Linked DNA regions of Homo sapiens: region 1 is linked to region 2. A link is an interaction called in ENCODE POLR2A ChIA-PET data of the cell type or tissue named here. Cell type or tissue: Caco-2. All regions are shown on one strand. Region 1 overlaps ETV6 (ETS variant transcription factor 6). Region 2 overlaps PRH1-PRR4 (PRH1-PRR4 readthrough).

The links. ChIA-PET counts read pairs that join two places held together with the same protein. Peaks named below come from ENCODE experiments on the same cell type or tissue, not always from the same donor. Only the 100,000 strongest peaks of a DNase experiment are listed, where the experiment ranks them.
Region 1: POLR2A ChIA-PET joins it to region 2 with 6 read pairs; 1 of 35 experiments calls an interaction of 5 or more read pairs at or near these places.

What each region holds. Positions count from the first base shown.
Region 1 is chr12:11,766,633-11,770,632 of GRCh38, forward strand. The region is part of intron 2 of ETV6 (ETS variant transcription factor 6); the gene reads left to right. Among named protein-coding and RNA genes, the nearest start is that of ETV6, 120 kb to the left of the region's middle. In Caco-2, no CTCF peak of the experiment used is centred here; a DNase peak (open chromatin) is centred at 2,159.
Region 2 is chr12:10,890,011-10,894,010 of GRCh38, forward strand. All of the region lies in intron 4 of PRH1-PRR4 (PRH1-PRR4 readthrough), which reads right to left. It also overlaps a transcript of PRH1 not described here. Among named protein-coding and RNA genes, the nearest start is that of PRH1, 7.8 kb to the left of the region's middle. In Caco-2, no CTCF peak of the experiment used is centred here; a DNase peak (open chromatin) is centred at 2,121.

The sequences.
Region 1 (4,000 bases), 880 kb after region 2:
TTTGCCCATCCCTGACCTGCGTGGAGGCCTTATAGGTTATGTGACAGCCCTATGCTGCCAAGACACAGAAATGACCTCTTTCCTTCCCCTTTTGACATAAAGCAATGATTGAAGACGTCTTCAGCAATGGGGTGGGGGCGGGCAGTCAGGGGAGAATGCAGCCATTTCCTCAGGCCGGCCTTTAAAATCTTGAAGGCAGTAAATGTAAGTGCTATTCCGGTCTTGGGAGCTGGGTCTGAATTCTTTGCTTTGTTGAAGGAAATAGGGCTCTGTGCTGGGTGGACGATATTCTTGTACCTGAACATGTCATTTTCTTCAGTTCCATCAGCCTGCATGTGGTGCTTTGTTTTGTTTCTGAAATTGACATGATGATGCCTTAGGAACTAAATTTTTTTCTTTAATGGAACAGGCTAGGAGAAAGAAGGATGGCGGTATCATTTGGGGCGTGAGAACAGTCATTATTAATTAGGCTTAAGTTAATGAAATAAAAAAGGCACAGGCTTTGAAATCAGTTGTCTAAATTTAAGGGCCAGCTCTAACAATATACAACCAGCAATGTAACCTTGAACAAGTCACTGAACCTCCCAGCCTCAGTTTCCTTATCTCTAAAATGGGTACAGTCATACCTTTTTCACATTGTTGTGAGGAAATTAGATTATGATTTCAGAGGCACTTTGTGAATTCCTATAAGCCTTCATACTTCTTATTAAACCACTATTGGGATCTCTGGAGACTGAAATATAGTATTAGGCTAAGACAGCAGAATTGTAGAATTTGTAGATCAATTTGGCAAATATTTAGTAGAAGTCTTCTATGTGTGCAGCATGGCTCGACTCTGTGGGGGAAAATAAACAAGTGGAAAGTTTCAGGTGGCCGCATGGTATAGCAGAAAGAATATTGGACTTGGGGCCAGGAGGCCAGGGTTCAATCCTGGCTGTCACTCAGTTGCCTGTGACTTGGTATGAACTGTTTAACCTTGATGAGCCTCAGTTGCTCATCTGTAAAACTGGGAGAAATCAAACTCTATGACCTTAATAAACTCTGTCCAACTCTAACATTGTATAATCAGTTTTAAGAGGTTTTTGCCTTTAGCAGCTGTTTATAGGATTTATTCTAAAGAGTAGGGAAGAAATATTCATTGTATAAGAGCTTGTCTGATGAAGAAGATTGCATGAAAAAGCTACACTTTTTTAATAAGTATATCTGATGTAAACAGGAAAAATGGGTGCTTGCCAGATATGTCATCTATAGCAACTTGTTTTGAGGGGGTCTCTGAATGCTGACATGAAAATGACTAGGATCATGGGTTGAACGTGAGTTTGCTCAAGAGAAGGTTCTCTTGGGGCTTTGGTTTACTTCCTCCCAGCTGCTCCAGGGAACACTCAGGATATTTCCAAATGGCTGCTCATTTAAGCCATTCCCGTTATGGTTCTCCTTGTCCAAATTGGCTTCCATGGTACAGTCCCAGTGTTGACTGGTTCTGCTAATTTGATTCTTTTTTTTTTTAATGTGCTGATATGTAGTTTTAGGACTGCTGCATTATTGTTCCTCTATCTTTCCGTTTGTATTAGTAAAGAACTATTAGCAATTTTGCCTCAGTCTTCTAAGCACGCTTTTTGATTGGAGAAAACCAAGGTACCAGAAAACTTAGATACCATGTGGAAAGTCACAGTTTACTGGGTGTGTACTATGTGTTACTAGTGCTTTAATAAATTTCCTCATTAATTTTATTCTCCCAGCAAGCCTGGCAGGTAGCTGATAGTATCTTTGCTTTACACATACAGAAACTAGGGCTTAGAGATGGTAAGTAATTGGGTCAAGGCCACAGAACTGGCTGGTAGCAGAGCCAGAATTTGAACTCATGTCTGCCTGCTCCAAAGCCTGTGTTCTTTATCCCCTCAGTGCACCCCTACTGTTTTGACTGCTGTTAAATTGACCTTATGCTTAGAACCGAAGTCAAACCCGTACCAGGGCTGCAAAAAGAAACAAAATTAACCTCATAGTCTGCATACTCTCGAAATGGCAAAAAAGCCTGCAACTTTCCGTTGTGGAAAATAATATACCTGGGTGATAAACTGAGCAAACATCACCCTTGCCCTTGCCTCTGAAAGAGAGCCTGTTCTAGTTCATCCTGGGGCCAGCTTGGCCTGGAACCCCACTGGCCAGCTCTGTCCACACCTTGCATATTAGGACAGAAATCTGCCTACCACATTCCAGCTACATAAAGAAGGTGGCCAGCACCTGACTGCCTCTTTCTCCTTGTGAAATTCCTTGGAAATACCATTTGTGACTGCTTGGGCTTGTTCTGAAGAAAATTCAAATCTTGTTCTGTTTAACAAGGATTGATTGAAGAACCCGTAGGCTCAGTGCTAGTACAAAGATAAGCAAGGAAGGAACTCAGAATAAGAGAGAAAAAACTTGGATAATAATTATCAAAACCAGTATTTATTGAGCACCTACTGTGCCCAGTAGAGTAGTAATTACAGGAGGTAAATATCTAAAACTTACATAGCTCTTCACAGAACATACATCTGTTCTTGCTTCTGTGTTTGATTTTATTAGCTTTCCTCTGTACACATAAGCTTTTAGTGTATGTCCTATTATTGAAGTCCAGAGTTTTATTATTTTTCACTTATTTGGGCATAGATAGTTCCAGAATTTACTTGTCTTCCTCATTCTCATTGTTAATCTCATTTTTCTTCCCTGGAGAATATGGACTTTCAAAACTATTTTTCAATCAAGGCCAAAATATTTCTTAAAATTCACTTCTATTTAAAACACAGATAACATCCAGGAGAAAATCTGAGAAGAAAAAAAAAAACGATTTTGATGGTACCTGATTATAAAAGACTCACAGTACTAAGTTATTCTTTGGCACGTGTAGCAAAATACTATGTAGGTGTCATTTCGAGTTCATAGTAAGGGGAGAAATGGTGTCATTTTTCCTGCAGAGAAATTTAATCTTTCACTTTAATCTTTCATTGGCCTATAGCAGCCAGTGGGGTCTTTTAAAAAATTCTTTTCCTTCATATTCCCCGTTTGAGCTTAAGGTACAAAAAAAGAAAATACTCTTGAAATGCTGTGACCAGATCTAGACTGTAACATGCCCCTTCACTCCTCTGGTGAGGAAGTGCGGGAAGGTGGAAGACATTGAGGGGTTGATTATTTACTTCGTTTGGAAGTAAGAAGGGAGGTAGCTCTTATTTGGAATAAGAGCTGTCTTCAGAACAGGTGTGTGCTCTCCTGAAGCCCAGAGCTGTGACTCCCTGGGTGTGTCTCTTACCTGTGCCCTTGGGCAGGTGGCACGGGAGAAGAATACGATAAGAGGAGGATGGTACAGACAGAGGAGTCACAGGCTGAACAGGCTGTCACCGGGGCAAGATGACTGACAGGTGGATGGAATTCACCATCCTTTCCTTTCAATCAAAAAAAAGGTAGAAAGTTGCTCATAAGTAAGTTTGAGTTATATCATCTTCTTCATAGCCGTTGCTCTTCAGACACAGGTGCTGGTAATCAGGAAAATGCAAGGAAACAGCTCTGGGGAAAAGGAACAAGCCTCGTTGGCCTTGAGAGCCCCAGTAGACCATCAGGCCTTGCTTTGGATATTGGGAGGTGACAGTGCCTTCTCACGTGCCTGACAGTTTCCCTGCACCACCAAGACTCTGTGTGACTGAGGCCGTGGCCCGGGTTTCAGGATGGGCATTCAGAGGAAGGAAGTTCCCCCTCCTTCACTTACCTCACGCTTACTAGATGCTGGGTTGCCTATGCCCATGTTAAAGGAAGCCAGATAACTTTCTGTCCCCATGTGATCCAGGCCCATCCTGAAGCCTGGGGGTTCTGAACATAAGTATGGCGGTTGCAGCCTTCCTTCTGTGACTTCTGGAATTCCTGACAGAGAGGGTCATATCTAGCCACTGTCAACCGGATGCTAGACTTGTTTTGTTAGGCCCTTCCTCCTTCCCTTCCTCTACTTATCTTCCAATAACCTTAGGATTTGGAG
Region 2 (4,000 bases):
CTTGATTGTTTCATTCCTTGAGAAATGGTCGATTTTTTGTGAGTTGTTTTGAGTACATTGAGTAATTTTCTGTTTTATCTTGCACAGAGGGATTTTCTCTTTTTGCAATACACAAAAAGCCCAATAAGGGTAGGTTCGGACATTGGAGGGTGAAGGCACTCATGGTAAATTATGCTCCACCAACTGGCTCAAATGGCCAGGGAGTTTGTCCCACTAACATTTTTGGTGGTTTTCCCTGGGTCAATCTCTCTGGCACTTATGAGATAATATTTTAAGTATTTAATATCACACCATACATACAGATATAAAGACAATAAAAAGCAGTGCATCGAATGGGTCCAAAGGGCCCTATCCACAAAGTCTTCCTAACTTTGGTGTGTGTGTGTGTGTGTTTGTGTGTGTGTGTGTGCACTGTTTGTTCAATCCTCATCAGTTGAACTCAGGCACTTCTTTTTCCTTTTTCTTTCTAAACCTGCTTGTTAGAGGCTGTCACAGTAGCCAGAAGGCCCTGCTATCTTCTATTTGAGTATTTATAGAATGCAGGAAAAAAGAGGGTAAACTATAAAGAACGACTGTAGGCCTCCCCGGTGCAGTGGCTCATGCCTGTAATATCAGTACTTGGAGAGGCAGAGGTGGGAGGACTGCTTAAGGCCAGGAGTTCTAGACCAGCCTGGGTGACATAGTGAGACTCCTCTGTCTTTACAAAACACTAAAAAATTATCCAGGCATGATGGTGTGTGCCTGTTGTCCTAGTCATTTGGGTGGCTGAGGTGGGAGGAAAAGAAGGGAAGGAAAGAGGAGGGGATGGGAGGGGAGGGGAGGGTTGGCTTTTTTTTTTTCCTCTTGGCTTCTTGCCCTTCTTTCTAGTGCACCTCCCAGTAGGGTCTCTTTTGTATTTCCTCACATGCTATTGTCCTCCATCCCTCAGCACCCCTTCCCCCAACCCCCAGAACCAAGTAGAATGGTGATTTGTGCACATATATCCAACAGGGCTATACTAATTTGAGTCCCTACTCTCCTTGAAGCTTTGCAATATGTTGGGATGGTTCTGTAGGGTCTTTGGTGTCCCTTGGGTCAGGAAGATCTCAGGCCCAGCCCGAATCCCTAAAGCAATTGACATCAGAATAGAGGTAAAGAAGTTATCAGGGAAATATAGAGAAAGTGTCTTCAGGCCAGTATGCAAGACACATTTACTTTCAAATAAGCATTATTGCCACTACTCGGTGGTTAACTGAATAAGCATCTGAATGTAACAACTTTGGGAGATCCTTAATCTTTTCACCTTTCCACCAAAGGCCTGTAACAACTTTGGGAGATCTTTAATCTGTCTACCTAATGTTATCTGGAGAAGACAGCTAAATCTAAAAGTGTCATTTGGAAGTCTGTTTCAGTTCTACCAGTGGTACTCAATTTTCAACCACTTCCCAATCCTCCTCATTAATGAGCAACATAATAGAAGAATATTTATTTACCAATTACAAACATTTTAGTCAACATGTTAGCTACCAGTTCCCATGGACTTTCAGCAAATCCTATTAATCAGCTTGTAGGATCCTTCACTTTCTCCTCAGAAGGCCAGGTCTTTGGGCTGTGTTCCATCCTCGTTGCCAAAATTATTATAAGCTAACAACTTAGCTTGTCACTTGTTGTACTTGCAGAAGGCAAAAGATGGTTTATTATTCACTGAAGTACTAGCAGTAGTCAGAGGAATATCATCGTACTATTTCTTCAAGCTTCAGTCCCCTCACAGGGATAAGATGAGAAACTGATGTTACATGTGCAAGTAGTGGTGTCTATCAAAAGAGAAATCTCAAAATTAGGAAACTCCAGTCTTAAAAACTTTGATCACTGTGAGTAACCTGTCCATCTTGCCTTCTGAAGAAGAAGCTTTACACTGGAATGTAAGCAAATATCTCTGGAGAGAAGAAGAAGAAGAGAAGAGTCTTTATCTTTAAACAAATCTGCCTTCTGACCAAGAGGGATACCCTATTTCTAAATCCCAAGGCTCTTTGCCATGACCTGGTCTTGGGCAAAGTGAACGAGACTCCTAGGGCACAAAACGTAAAAAGGCATTCAATAGGTTGCAGGGCCCTAAAACCAAGTGGCTCCTCAAACTTTGCACCCTGCATGCCTTGCTCACCTGATCCTAGTTGAGGCCCTTCTGTTTGCTCATCAAACATACTGTTTGCTCACAAGATAAGAGCTAGACCATGCAGAAGTGCAATACATTCATGGAGAATTTTTTTCCCAACATCCATTCCCAAGATCAAGGTTACACAGTTGCCAAAGATTGTAGAGTATTCTGAATATATCATCTATTTTCTTCCTGGACAGAACTAAATCCATCAGAAGTAACTTTTTTAAAAAATGTTTCTTTCTTTTGCATACAATTTGTTTTTATTTTAGATTAAGAGATGAGTCCAGAGGTAAGGGGGACAGGAGAACTGTGACATCAGGGATGACACTACCCTTTGAGAGCACTGGAGCAGTTAGAAAGGATTGAAAGTGAATAATCTTATTTCATAAGGGGTATGTCATTTTATGATTCAAATTAAGTCTGTGATTATCACTTAGCAAAATTGCTAAAATCATTATCAGAATATCCCATATCATGATAGGAGGAAGAAAAAGAAGTAAAATCTAAAATTGTTATGGAGGTAAATAGAAGACTGCCATAAACAAGCTATCTACAGAATTATGGGGCTTAGGAATTCACAGTACCCTATAAACAAGAACACAGCTTTGAGAATTTCTATACTCTAATTTTTAAAAATGAAGTATATTTTGTGAATTTTTCACCCACAAATTATTTTAACTGGAAGCCATCACAGCTCATTAATCAGCAATTGGTGAAGGACTAAAGCAGCCCAAATCATTCCTGTCTCAAAGTAAGGCCTGCTTGTAAGCAAGTGTGAACTGGGGATGTATGTGCAGAAATCAGAGCCTAAGTATGGTAAGCTGGACATTTCAGAGATAAGGAAGGCAGCTGGTGTGTGTGAAATCTTATATCAATAACTGATTTTATTTTTTCAGTCCTAATTGCTATTATGGAATTTGTGCTTTTCATTATTACATCTTCACAAAGCATGATTTTTAACTTTAGAACAATTTACATTTTATGCTGGATAATTCTGTTGTGAGGGACTGTCATGTGCATTGTGAGATATTGAGCAGCATCCTTGTCCTCGTACAGTTATCAGGTAAAATACAGAGTGTGTCAGTTCAATTTGAATTTCAAATAAGCAACAAATAATTGTCATTGTCTGTGTATCCAATTATCAATGCTGCAGGTCTGTAATTGGTCCTCCATAGCACACTTACATTATGATGTAAACTCATATTATGGTTATCACAAGTAATACTTATTTATAAATTTATTCTTGTTGTTTTTTCTTTTGTCTGAAATGTAAATTTAACTAGGCCTCCTATATTTTTATTTGCTTAATCTGTTAACATTACAATAGATGCCAGCAGCATCCGTCCAATTTTAACTGAAATGTCTCCAGGCATTATTAAATGTCCCCTAGGGGGGCAAAATTGCCCTGTGTGGAGAACCACTGTCCTAAAGGGATTTCATCCTTTGCACATGGAAATCTCGTGGTCTATTCTCTGGATATTTTAATTTTATTCACACATTTAAAATTTCGTTTTAGGCCTGCAATGTCCAGGTTATTTTTCTAGGGTTTACTTTTTGTTCTATCGATTACCATATAATTAACTTTTTAAAATACTTTCTGCAATGTTGAAAATTTGTCTTTTGTCTTTACTGCTGAAAATTATATTATTTGCTTGCAATATGTTCTTTTTTTTCTTAGAGAGAACGTAATTGTTCTTCAAAATCTGCTTCCAATTATTTCATTTTAAATATTTATTACTGTTACCTTAAACTTGCGATTGTGTTCTTTTATTTAACCTGCTATTTTTACATGCTTTCTCATTACATTTTTAAGAGGAGACGTTCTTATTAAATTCAATTCTGTAAACTGATTGGTTATCCCTG